Regions from separate parts of the Mus musculus genome. Here region 2 is linked to region 1. A link is a contact called in ENCODE Hi-C or POLR2A ChIA-PET data. All regions are on one chromosome and are shown on one strand. Each heading gives the region's core, a stretch centred on a gene start or an enhancer-like site at or near the end of the contact. The rest is flanking DNA. Distances are from core to core; before and after follow the strand shown. Region 1 holds the start of Cstf1 (cleavage stimulation factor, 3' pre-RNA, subunit 1). Region 2 has its middle 21 kb from the start of Gm36156.

Evidence for each region. A loop is a pair of places that touch in the nucleus more often than their neighbours do. ChIA-PET counts read pairs that join two places held with the same protein, here RNA polymerase II (POLR2A).
Region 2: a loop to region 1 is called in a map of Patski, with 2.3 times the contacts of the local background. The contact joins the enhancer-like site here to the promoter of Cstf1 in region 1. A Hi-C loop is called at or near these places in 1 of 37 maps with a recorded cell type or tissue (Patski). POLR2A ChIA-PET finds 5 or more read pairs at or near these places in 1 of 5 experiments (Patski).

The regions. Positions count from the first base shown.
Region 1 is chr2:172,366,793-172,373,010 of GRCm38, reverse strand. It overlaps Cstf1 (cleavage stimulation factor, 3' pre-RNA, subunit 1), which reads right to left and starts at 2,008. Exons shown (of 6, transcript NM_024199.2): 1 at 1,984-2,008; 2 at 1-82. The coding sequence starts at 50. Aurka (aurora kinase A) reads left to right here and starts at 2,441. Exons shown (of 9, transcript NM_001291185.1): 1 at 2,441-2,538; 2 at 3,979-4,025; 3 at 5,840-6,089. The coding sequence starts at 3,984.
Region 2 is chr2:172,639,994-172,646,062 of GRCm38, reverse strand. No RefSeq gene overlaps it. Among named protein-coding and RNA genes, the nearest start is that of Gm36156, 21 kb to the left of the region's middle. Within about 2 kb of position 2,032, at least 1 of the 3 ENCODE cell types and tissues checked has a DNase peak (open chromatin) inside an H3K27ac peak, as active enhancers do.

The DNA.
Region 1 (6,218 bases), core at 759-3,258:
AGCTTGTAGAGCTGCTGCCGGTCCTTCAAACCCACTTTGGTTCTGTACATTTTGCAGAAGAGTATGACAGTTTCCCTGACCGCTGCAAGAGAAACCAGGCACTGAGTAAAAGGCAGGGAGAGGCACACCCCAGGCCCTGGAAACACAGGGCTCCTAGGCCAGGCGTAACACACACTTCAATCTCAGCTTCAGTAGGTGTTTTATCTTAGGATGGCGACCTTGCTTTCTCTGTTCAGGCTCCTCAGCTGTTACCTAAGTTACTGGAGTTTAATCAAAATGGTGCACAGAAAGTGCATAAAGAAACTATTAAAATAACATCACTGATAGATACAGTAGGATCCCTGACCATCTTCTCTTCGCTGATAAACTTTTATTCCCTGTTGCTATCCCTCCGATTCTTCTGTCAACTGTGGAGTCTGCAATGTTTCGGTGGCTGCCTGGACCACTTTACACCAGCTGGAATGTAAATCTACTAGTGACTGTTGTGCTTATTTTTAAAACTTGTTTCCAGGCAACCGAGCTCATTATTATAATTATACAACTTGATGAGGTAGTACATGAACACACAAATACATCATAAAAAACAAATAAGGATAACAGAATGAAAAAATAAGCTAAGTTCAATGCTTTGGGAAGATCCTAAGTTAAACTGCTTAATAAAAATGTGTCAAGCACATGCCCCATGTCTTTATTCCCAGCACTTGGGATGCAGAGGCAGGCAGATCCCTGTGATATTGAGACCAGCCTTGTCTATAGATCCCTATCACAGGCCAGCCAGGACTACATAGTGGGACCCTATCACAAACAAAAAAATGATTACCATCAAAACAAATAAATGTAAAAATCCAAACACATTATACTCTTAAGATCTAAGCTCTCCAAACAAAACTGATTTCTTAATCAACCTGGGTGGGTAATTTGATAAGTATGTGTGTGGTTAGATGTTTGACTATAGGAGTCTGGAGACATCAAGCAAGAAGGTAGCCTGGAGAAACAGCCAAGAGTTACAATGCTTGCTGACAGACACCCCGGGCTCAGTTTTAAACCAAATGACTAGCAAGGCCACACAGCATAGTACTGACCAGAGTTCTTAACAATAATAACACCATGCAGGTCCTACTGGCAGATGCGGTGCCAAGCACCTAATTAGCATCCAATCACTAAACGAAGCTATTCAATATATTCGTGTTCATTAGAAAGAAATGGGGGCTGGAAAGATGGCTCAGTGGTTAAGAGCACTGTCTGCTCTTCCAAAGGACCTGGGTTCAATTCCCATGGCGGCTTACAACTGTCTCTAACTCCAGTTCCAAGGGGCCTGCCACCTAGACACCAATGCATGTAAAATAAAGCTAAATAAGTTTTTTTTTAAAAAGAAAGAAATGAATACAAATCTACCCCTGCATAAGATATTGGGACACAACAGAGGGTGAAATGTGTTCTAAGAATCTAGGGCACCCGTTCAAGTTAAGCCCTCCCCTTCCCCTCAAAGTTGAGGGGGAGCCTGCACACTCCAGAGCCCAGAACTTAACCATTTGACCTATCATCTTTACTCCTGTCAGGAAACATCTGGGGTTGTATCACGACATTTAAAGAAAACGGGGGTGGGAGAAGGAGGTTGAGCCTTTACTTAACTCCCCGCTTAACTTCCAATGGGACACAGATAACTTATATCCTTCCCGGAGGGGACACCGAGGCACGAGACCGGAGGAGCTCGCCCCCGGAAAGCTAACACCGGGGAATGCAGGGGGCCCAAAGCGAAGCCGCGCGACCACTTCTGCTCAGGGCGGAATTCCGGCTTGGACCCACCGGGACCGAGGCCCTTTGAGAGCCGGGGTGCAGGCCGGGCCGGCCAACTCTAGGACACGGACTTGGGGCGAGCGGCCTCCTGCCATCCTCTCCGTTAGCCCCGGTCCTTCACGTGATCCACTACAGACCCTAGCCAACCACACTAGCCCGCTTCCTTACGCCCCCTTGACCCCGTACCCGCAGATCAGGGTCTCGGTCTCCCGCTCTCTTCTAGAAAAATGGAGGAGCGAATCGTGCCCGATCGATCGCTCGGAGTGCACACCCAGTGCGCACGTGCAAAGGGCATGCAGCCGAGCGCCGAGCATCCCTGCTCCCTCGCAAGTCTGCCCTTCTCGCCATCTTACTCACTGGCACGTTCGAGACGCTCATTCACCGTCTCCGAACTAATCACCTCCGCGACTGCCTTGAATCCAAAGGGCTGTGTGTGACTGGCGAACGCCTGATCCTGGGGAGCACGGCGGGCGATAGAACGGCCGCAGATCGGACGGGCCGTTGGTGCACCACTTCCGGGCTCCGACAGCTCAGTGCGCCTGCGCCCAGCTACGGCAGGGAACGAGCTTCCCATAGTCGCGTTTACGGTGAGCCAATCACAGAACGGCATTGCTCCGGCTCTAGCCAATCAGCTCTTGGAGTAGAGGGTTTGACTCCTATTTTAAAAGGAGAACCTTTGAATTGTAACGGCTGAGCTACCGGGATCGCTTGGAGGCTTCGGTCGGGAGCAGGTTCCTGCCTGTGAGTTGGAAAGGGACATGGCTGTTGAGGGCGAGCCTGGATGCTGCAAACGGATAGGGAAGGCTGTGTGGCGTCGGGGTAATGGACTGTCTCAGTGGGTTTGCATTCTGTTTAAGAAAGGTCCAGACGTTTAAGATTTCCCGGCTTGGTTTTAGGTTCTTGTGGGAATGGGGATCCAGACCATCAGCTAACCGAGTAATTTGCAAACCGATGGTGGATGCGGGAACTGCGGCTTATTGGGGACTGCTTCGGGTGGAGAATCAGAGTCTAAGTCGACTCGACGAGTCTGTGGATGAACGGGAGTTCCCTCGTAGAGTGCCCAGGACTGGTGCTGCTCTTCCCGCAGCCTTCTGAGCAGTTTATGTCGGGACTACTTGAGGGTCTGTTTCAAAGCGCAGACCCGCTAAAGCTCAGTTTGTAGAATATTCCAGAAGTTTTAGGATTGAACACTGCCTTCGTGGTGGCCGCCGCTGTTTATTCCAACAGTAAGGTGGTGGAGGCAGGATCAAGTCAAAGGTCATCCTCAGCTACACAGTAGGTCCGAAAAACCAGCCTAAATTACATCCACATACGTCCCTACCTCAACACCTCCATCCCCACCACACACACACACACACACACACACACACACACACACACACCTAAATGTGTGGTTGCTTACATCAGCAGTCTGAGGCAGGAGGTTAGCCTTCGATTTAAGGCCAGCCACAGCTAATAAGTGAGAGCCTGTCTGGGGATGTAGTTCAGTTAGTAGGGTGCTTGCCTAGCCAGCCCTGGATTCCATTCCCAGCACTTGGAACCCCGAGGATGGTGATGACCTCTGTGGTCCTAGCACTGCGGAACTGCAGGCGGGAGGATCAGGAGTTCAGAGTAATCCTCCACCGTATAGCATGCTCAAGGCCAGCCTGGGATCCATGGAACTCTTGTCTCTACCACAAACATAAAGGTTAGGTGTGGTCTTGCATTCTTTTAATCCCAGCCTTTTGGAGGCAGAGGGAGGAACTCGGTGAGTTCAAGGCCAGCTTGGTCTACCTACATAATGAGTTCCAGAACAGCCAGGACTACCCAGGGAGACCCTGTCTCAAAAAAAAAATCCAAACCTAACAAACAAATCCTGGCTCCACTGCAAATACAGGAAATAGAAACCTCTTAGGGATAAGACCCTGGTGTAGCTATTATGGGAAAGCTAAACTGCAGGGCTGGTTATTAACCTTGGTCTGGGGCCCAGGAGTGTGAGGTAGCTGCAACTGCAGTCCTTTGCTCAGGGCTTCTGCCTCCTGCCTAGCTTCCCTGATCTGAAAAGGGGAACCCTGTGGCATGTGCAACTTTCTTGTAGTAAATCTTTGAGCTGAGTGAGAACCATCAAGGTCATTTGGTGTAGATCCGAAGGTGAAGGACTTGGACTCCTCCTAAAAGAAAGGCTCTTGTTTCCTTTTTCAGGTGACATGGACAGATGTAAAGAAAACTGTGTCTCCAGGCCTGTTAAGGTACAGAATTACCTGTATTTACAATTTCGGCTTTTAAAAGATTTATTTCTGCCGGGCGTGGTGGCGCATGCCTTTAATCCCAACACTGGGGATGCAAGGAGGCAGAGGCAGGCGGATTTCTGAGTTTGAGGCCAGTCTGGTCTACAGAGTGAGTTCCAGGACAGCCAGGGCTACACAGAGAAACTCTGTCTTGAAAAAAACTAAAAACAAAACAAAACAAAAAGCAAACCCAAAACGAAAACAAACAAAAGATTTCTTTGCTTATTTTATGACTATGAATGTGTCTTCATGCACACTAGAAGAGGGCATTACAGATGGTTATAAGCCACCATGTGGTTGCTGGGAATTGAACTCAGGACCTCTGGAAGAGTAGCCAGTACTCTTCATCGCTGAGCCATCTCTCCAGCCCCCACAATCGGTATTTTTTAAATGATGTGCATTTTGTTTGTGTGCACCTATGCATATGCCACTGTGTAGGTCAGAGAGCAACTTGTCAGAGTGGGTCCAGAGACCCTAACCCAGGTCCTTAGGCTTGGCTGTAAAAGACCTTAGTCCCTGAGCAAATCTGTACAGTGCTCGTGGAATCGAATCCTTTCCTCCGTGGCTTTGGGTAGAAACTTTAGGTTGACCCTGCCTGGAGGCTACCTGAGCCTCTGTTTCTTCAGGAAATGGCTCTGCTGTGGAAACCTCAGACCCTCTGAGCTCATGGTGGATCCTGAGCGCCTCATTTAAGGAGGAGGGAGTGCCAGCGTCTCTGAGTGTGATTAGTTTAGTCTTAAGATCTCGTTAAGACTGACACAACACAGATCATCCCGTGCAGTAGTGATTGTTTTCAAGGCCTCCGTGGTCTTCTTTGTCCTTTTTTTCCTATTGAAAAACATAATTTCTATGCATTTTAGTTTTGGAGATAACATTCTTAAAAAATATTTCTGTTGGGTGGGGCTTGGTGGGCACACCTCTAATCCCAGTATTTAGGAGTCAGTAGTGGGCAGACTGAGATAGAGGCCAGGCTGTTCTATATTGTGAGTCTGGGACTGGCCAGGATTACACAGTGAGACGTGGTCAAATAAGTGCTGTGATAGAAAGACCCAGGGGATGGATGATCTGAGAGAACGGCAATACGCCCTGGAAGCCCAGCATAACCTTAGATTTAGACTGTTTTTTTTTTTTCAAAATTGCTTGAGGATGATTCTATCGTCTTTTCTCCTAAACGTAAAATTGCTGCAAGGATTTGATATAAACTTTCAGTAACAATAAAGTTTGCCTCAGGCGCAGAGGCTGGCCTAGAACTCAGTCAGTGCCCCTCCTGCCTCAGCCTCAGTACTGGATCACAGGTGTGGAGTGCCAGCGTCCGGGCCGCTGGGTTTCACAGGTGCTCAGGGTTTCCATCCCTGGATGGCGGCTTATTCGCGAGTGGTTAAGGAAGCGGGGTTTGAGTCGGTCGAGTCCTCCCTTAGGGCGCGTGCACAATAAGGCAGCTTCAGCCGCCTCCCCTTTACTTTACTTATTAAAGAGTTGTTTATATATTTATATCTTTTGTGGATGAATGTTTGCCTGCATGTAGCCAGAAGAGAGGGTCAGATCTGGCTCTGGAGTTATAGGTGGTTGTGAGTCACCGCGTGGATGCTGGGAATGGGAGCCAGAGCCTCTGAGAGGGCAGGCAGTGCTCTTGACTGCTCAGTCCTCTCTCTGCCCCCCATTCCCATTTGTCATACAAGATATTAGGGGTTTTGTTAGACTGCAAAGGACACTTGGTTCTTGGGGTAGCAGCAGCCTTTCCTGAAGCCATAACGCCTGTCTTCTCTCCATCTCAGACCACTGTTCCCTTCGGTCCGAAACGCGTCTTGGTGACTGAGCAGATTCCGTCTCAGAACCTAGGATCTGCTAGCAGTGGCCAGGCCCAGCGGGTCCTGTGTCCTTCTAACTCCCAGCGTGTCCCTTCACAAGCCCAGAAACTTGGAGCAGGTCAGAAGCCGGCACCAAAGCAGTTGCCAGCTGCCAGTGTTCCTAGGCCTGTGTCCCGGCTCAATAACCCCCAGAAGAATGAGCAGCCTGCAGCCTCCGGTAAGTGGTCTTGGGTGCTCAAATGCATAGCTTGGCGTTTATCCTTGATGTCCTAGCCTCTGTACCATGTCTGTTGAGGAGGAGAGAAAGAATGAGATCTCCATGCTCAGGTGTATGTCACACATGTCA
Region 2 (6,069 bases), core at 783-3,282, 270 kb before region 1:
CTCTCTGTGTGTCTGTCCCCTTCAGAAGAGCACATCCTTGCTCTGAGACCTAGGGGACCAAGCCCCATAGTGGTCCCCACCAAATGCATCTGTCCCTCCTCTGAAGCTTCAGTCTCGCCCCAGGTTGTTCTCAGCCCACACTGGTCCCTCCCCTCACACCCCCAAGGCAGTCTTCTCAGCCACACTCTGCAGGGAAGAAAACTGGGAGACCAGAGGGTAACACAGGTACCCAGGGTCTCTCACATGGCATTGGAGGCTGGGTGGAAGGAAGGAATGTAGAATAGCCCTGGCTGGCCTAGAACCCACTGTGTGTATCAGGCTGACCTTGAATTCACATAGATTTACCTGCCTCTGCCTCCCAGGCGCTGAGATGAACGGGCGATTAAAGCCACCACGCTGAGCCTACTCTCCCTTTTCCACCATCTTGTCTCCTTCCTCTCCCCGTGTTGTGTGCATTGTTGGTTTTAGCATCATTCTAAAAAAACGCTGGAGTCTGAGAAGGAAGTGATACATTTATTTGCAATAGCTTCCTGGCCTGTGCCAGGATAGTCTTACAGACCGTCAATGGTACGGAACCTTCGAAGATTCTAGCTACGACCCCCCCCAAACACAGGAAGCACCTGGTGCTGATGGGAGGTACCACCTGGGTGACCACTGTCACAGTGTCACAGGCTGCACTTGGGTAATACAAGCGTTCCCACTGCTGGGGGAGCCCCCTCATCTCCCCAGGAATGCTCCAGCCTCCCTCCCTGCTGCAGGACACCTCAAACACTTGGCAAGGCTCATAGGGACGGAAAATAGGACCTGCAACCTGAAAGATGTGGGCACGTTGGCTGCTGACACCTCAAAGGCTAGGGACTGGCAGCTAGGTCAGAGCCCCACAAGAGCCTTGGACACTGACCCATGCCGGTGTCTTCATATCTGGACTGGCCATTCTGGGGCTTCCTTCACCAATATGTTACCTGGAGCCATTCCTTCCCCTCTCTGGACCTAGGGCTGAGAGTTCCCCTGACTAACATCCCGATAGGTTCCTGAGTAGGTGTCTGATCCTGAATTGAGACCCAGGACTCAAGTTGGAAGAGTTTTACTCCCCCCACAAAGACTGGGCCCCGACCTGGGCGTGAAAGGGCCCATCAGGCCTGATCACCAAGCTCAGGGAAGTGCAGAGAGTCGCAGATCCAGGCCTGGGTCAAGATAACCCTGTCACCTTGGGATGCTTCAGCCTGTGATTCCTGTGCCCAGAAGCCACAGTGACAGGTCTGTTCTGGGAGCCAGGGAGGCAGGCGGGGGGGGGGGGGGTTGCATCTGGGTTTGTGTGAGCTAGAATGAATCACTAGTTCTCACATGATGCTCTGTCAGAGCCTCCTCTGCCCCCCCACGCCCAGGCCAGTTCCACATCTCTGCTTCCTGTCTTCACCCCTTTTAGGCTAGCTTGCTGGTCGTCTGTCTGTTCTCTCTCCTCTGTACTCTCAAGCTCAGAGCACAGCAGTTCATCAATGCCCTGGTAAATGCGTCCCAGGCTCCTGCCTCTGTTTCCTGACATCTTTGCTGTGCTACCCAGACCTCAAGGTAAAAGGTCTCACCGCATGGCAGGAGACAGCCTCTCAACGAACTGCCTCCTACTCAGGGAAAGAAGAAAGCTCTCTGAGCAGGAAGTCCCACTTGGTGCCTAACCCAGTCTTTCATGCTGCTACTCAAGTCAGCTTCTCTGAATTGTTCTTCAAGACCTAGATTTCAGGGGCTGCAGGCAGGGAAGCCATTCACCCACCCAAGGGTGCTCTTACTTGCTTCCTGTGAGCACCATTCTGCCTCTGGGAGTCTCTTTTCTTGTCAAGACCCAGAACAAAGCTCTTCTGGAAGTGCGGGGAGGGGCGGTGGGGGGAATAAAAAAATAAACGGTCTGTTTAATCACCCTTATTGTCAAAACAGCGGCTGGGCCAAAATACCTGGGCTCTGACTCACCGCCTGACATCCTTGGCGCAAGGCAGCAGGAAGTCACTGCAGGCACATCCTGGGTTGACTTTGGAGGCTCTGGTCCACATCCTGACTCCTCCTCACTTGAGCAGAGCTGAGATCCAAAGGAAGATGCACACAGGCGCCCTGGACGTGGCTTTCTTACGTTCGCTCCTCAGTCACAGGAGCTCTCTCCCACACAGTCACAGGGAGATGCCCGGCCTCCTCTGTGCGCTGGGACAACCCCCTCCCTCCTCCCTCCCCGTGGTGCATGGGTGAATGACTGACTCTTGGAAACACTTCTTGCTACTTCTTTGGGTTTTCCTTAGTCCTGACTTGTTTTTCAGGAACGTTTGTGTTCCTGTGGTCAAATCCTTCTGTTTCCTGGCCCTGCCTATTCTTTCTAGAGAGCTCCATTGGGGGTCGAAGGCTGTGAGGACTAGGGGGAGGGGGATAGAAGAGTCTGCATCATGCCTCCATACAAAGGAAGAGAAATGCTAAAGGAGGAAATAAGTCCCTGAACTGGAGATGCATTCATGACTCAGACTTCTGGCTATTGGTGCTAAATAACTGCTCACAGATTTTAATAAAAATTAAAAACAGCCGGCAGGCACGTGCACTTCCAAGCCAGGTTTATAGCCACAGGGTCATTTGTTCATCCTGTAAATAGGTCTCCTCTCAGGTGGCTCTGAGGTTCCATGGATAACAAATTAGACTTTTTCCCCCACAAGACAGGGTTTCTCTGTGTAGCCCTGGCTATCCTGGAACTAGTAGACCAGGCTGGCCTCAAACTCACAGAGATATGCCTGCCTCTGCCTCCAGATTGGTGAGATTAAAGTCATGCCCTGCCATGCCCAGCTAATTAAGGAAAATATTTCTCAGTGATGTAGTACTTGCCTGGATTCCACAGGCCTCCCAACACTCCTCCCCTGGGAAAGAGGAATCCAAGATACTCAACAGATTGAGACTCTTCAAATATCAGGGTATGGTGGCGCACACGGTTAACTCAAACACGTAAGAGGTAAAGGCAGGCAGACCTCCGAGTTTAAGACCAGTGTGATCTACAGAGTGAATTCTAGGGCAGCTAAGGCTACACAGAGAAAACTTGTCTTGCAAAACTTAAAAGAAAAAAACAAAACAAAACAAAACACTTTTCAAATAGACAAGAGTCCTACTGAACAATAAAAGATGGCCAAAGACACACAGCAGCCAAGCAGGGAAGCTAAACCGCAGATGGAATTTCAGGAAGTGAGCCTGGGCCGTGCATGAGAACACTCACCAATTCATTAGTAACCAAGCAACTGAAGTATGGACTAATGACATCGCTCTTCACGCCTTTCGGAGCTGTGATATTGAAAAGGAACAGTAGCTCACAGCGTTGGCACCGCAGGGGACACCATCCCTTGACGGCAAGTGCACGTGGCACTGAGTTCTAGAATATTCGCTGAAATCTTTTAAGATGTACACTTTTTATCTCGGTGTTTTTATTTCTAAGAAATTACTTAAACTCTGTATCCAAGGCAGGAAATTCATGCCCGCATTTCACATGGGAGAACACGAGGCAGAGCACAAGTTTGCCATAAGCGATGAGTGAGAAACGCTAGAGCATACACAAATGACACAATCTCAGGGCACTGAGAAACGAGCATCATAGAAGACAGCATCTGGGGATGATACTCTACACATACAGCCTGCACACATGATGATACTGTACACATGTGATCTACATACATGATGATACTGCACACATGTGATCTGCACGTGTGGTGGTACTGTACACATGTGATCTGCATACATGATGATACTGTACATGTGCTATCTGCACACATGACGATACTGTATACATACAATCTGCACACATGATGGTATTATACACATGTGATCTGCATACATGATGGTACTGTCCACATGTGATCTGCACACATAATACTTTACTATCTCTACACAGATGGTACTATACACATGTGATCTGTGCACACGATGGTACTGTACACATGTGATCTGCATACGTGATAGTACTATACACATACAATCTGCACACATGATAATACTGTACACTGCACTGAGGCAGGAGGATTACCAAGAGTTCAAGGCTGGCCTTAGCTATAGAGTGAAACCCTGTCTCAAAAGTGGGGAGGGGCCCTAGAGAGATGGTTCTATGGTTAAAAGCAGTAGTTCTTGCAGAGGATCTGGGTTCTGTTCCCAACACCCACATGTCAGTTCACAGCCATTCATAATTCCAGAAGATCCAAGGCTCTCTTCTGAGAGGCACAGGTACACAGACATACATGCTGGCTGAATACTCATACACATAAAAAAATCTGAATAAAACTTAAAAGGACAATATTTCAGTCATATAAAGAATCAGAAAGCCAAGCATGGTGGTATACATCTGTATTCACAGCTCTCACGACATGGGGGCGGGGAGGGGACCAGAAATTCAAGATCAGCCTCAGCTACAAAGCAAGTCTGAGGCTAGCCTGGGCTACATGGAAAAAAAAAAAAAAGAACTGAGGTTACAGGGCTGGAGAAAGAGCCCATCGGGTTGTAAGATCATGTTTATCATACTAAAATTACAAAGCATAAGAAAGCAGAAAAGGAAACTAAAAATTACCCAGAACCCACTAACTGTCATTGGAGACCTGCGTCCATCCACAGCCTCCTAAGTCTACGTCGTCTTATAGTTCGTGTTTTATTATTTTTGTTGTGCTGAGGGAAACTGAGGTCTCCCACATGTTTGAGTGATCATTCCCCCACTAAGCCCTGGTCTCTGTCTTGGACTTCTTGGTCCTGAGGTGTCATTTTTTTTGTTGTATTTTGTTTTAGTTTTTGAAGATTGATTAATGATTGATTGATTGACTACGTTTTGTTGCCAGCAGCCACATCAGTAGTCCACAACTGCCTGTAACTCTATCTCCAGGGAATCTGCTGCCCTCTTCTGGTCTCCTAGTATACCTGCACACATGTGCACATACACACACACACACACACACACATATAAATAAAAATAATCATAGAAGAAATGTCCTGTCCTCATCATTGACAATCTACAAAGTATATACACACAGACATATATGCGGACACACACACACACACACACGCAAGCCCATGTGCTCAGAGAACAATTTGGAAGAAATCTTCACCAAATTGTTAAGAGCAGTGCTCTTATGCAGATAGAATTATGTCTATGTGTGTTGTGCTATGTGTTTCCAGTGATAGGGACCAGGATTGTAGATGCAGGTAGGGGCTGGTGAGAGAGAACACAGGCTGATGTTGCATATAGCGCTTGTCGTAAACTTTGGAAACAAACTCAATGGTGCTTATCAAAGGTCTTAATGTGTCTGACTCTTCTTACCAGTGATTTTGCTTCTAGGAATTTACCCTAAGGAAAGAGTCTGAGATGAACGCAGAGATTGGTGGACAAGAATGCCCATTGAGGAGTTATTTACAATCCTGGAGACTTGGAATGGGTATAAAGAACCAACAATAAGGGATTGTTTAGAGACTGGCTGGCCTTATGTGAGCAGCCACAGAGAGTGTTGTTGGATAGAGCGACAAAATGCTCACCGTTTCAAGAAAGAAATCAGAGGGTGGAAGCGGGAGCAGGGTGCTGAGCACGCCCATGAATGTGTGAGCATTTAGCCCCCAGCACCTCAATAAAATAAACGCTGCAAAACACAGTACTACAGGTGTCTGTGGAGGTCGAAGGGTGAGCAAATTCTGAGTAATTTTTACTTTCCTTTTCTGTTATCTTACACTTTGTAATTCCATTGTGATAAATATAACATCACAATAAGACTTTTTCTTTTCAAATGTCATTCTTTTTTTCAATATTTAACTTTTGATTGCATTTGCAGTGTGTATGCGTGTATATATATATATATATATATATATATATGAATATGAGAGTGAGTGTGTGAGTGTATATGCATGAGTATGTGGGTGATGTGTGTGAGTGTATGTAAGTATGTATAATTATGTCTGTGTGAGTGTATATGTGTATGAGTGTGTGAGTGTATGCACAAGTGTCTTAGTCAAGGTTTCTATTCCTGCACAAACATCATGACCAAGAAGCAAGTTGGGGAGGAAAGGGTTTATTCCGCTTACACTTCCATG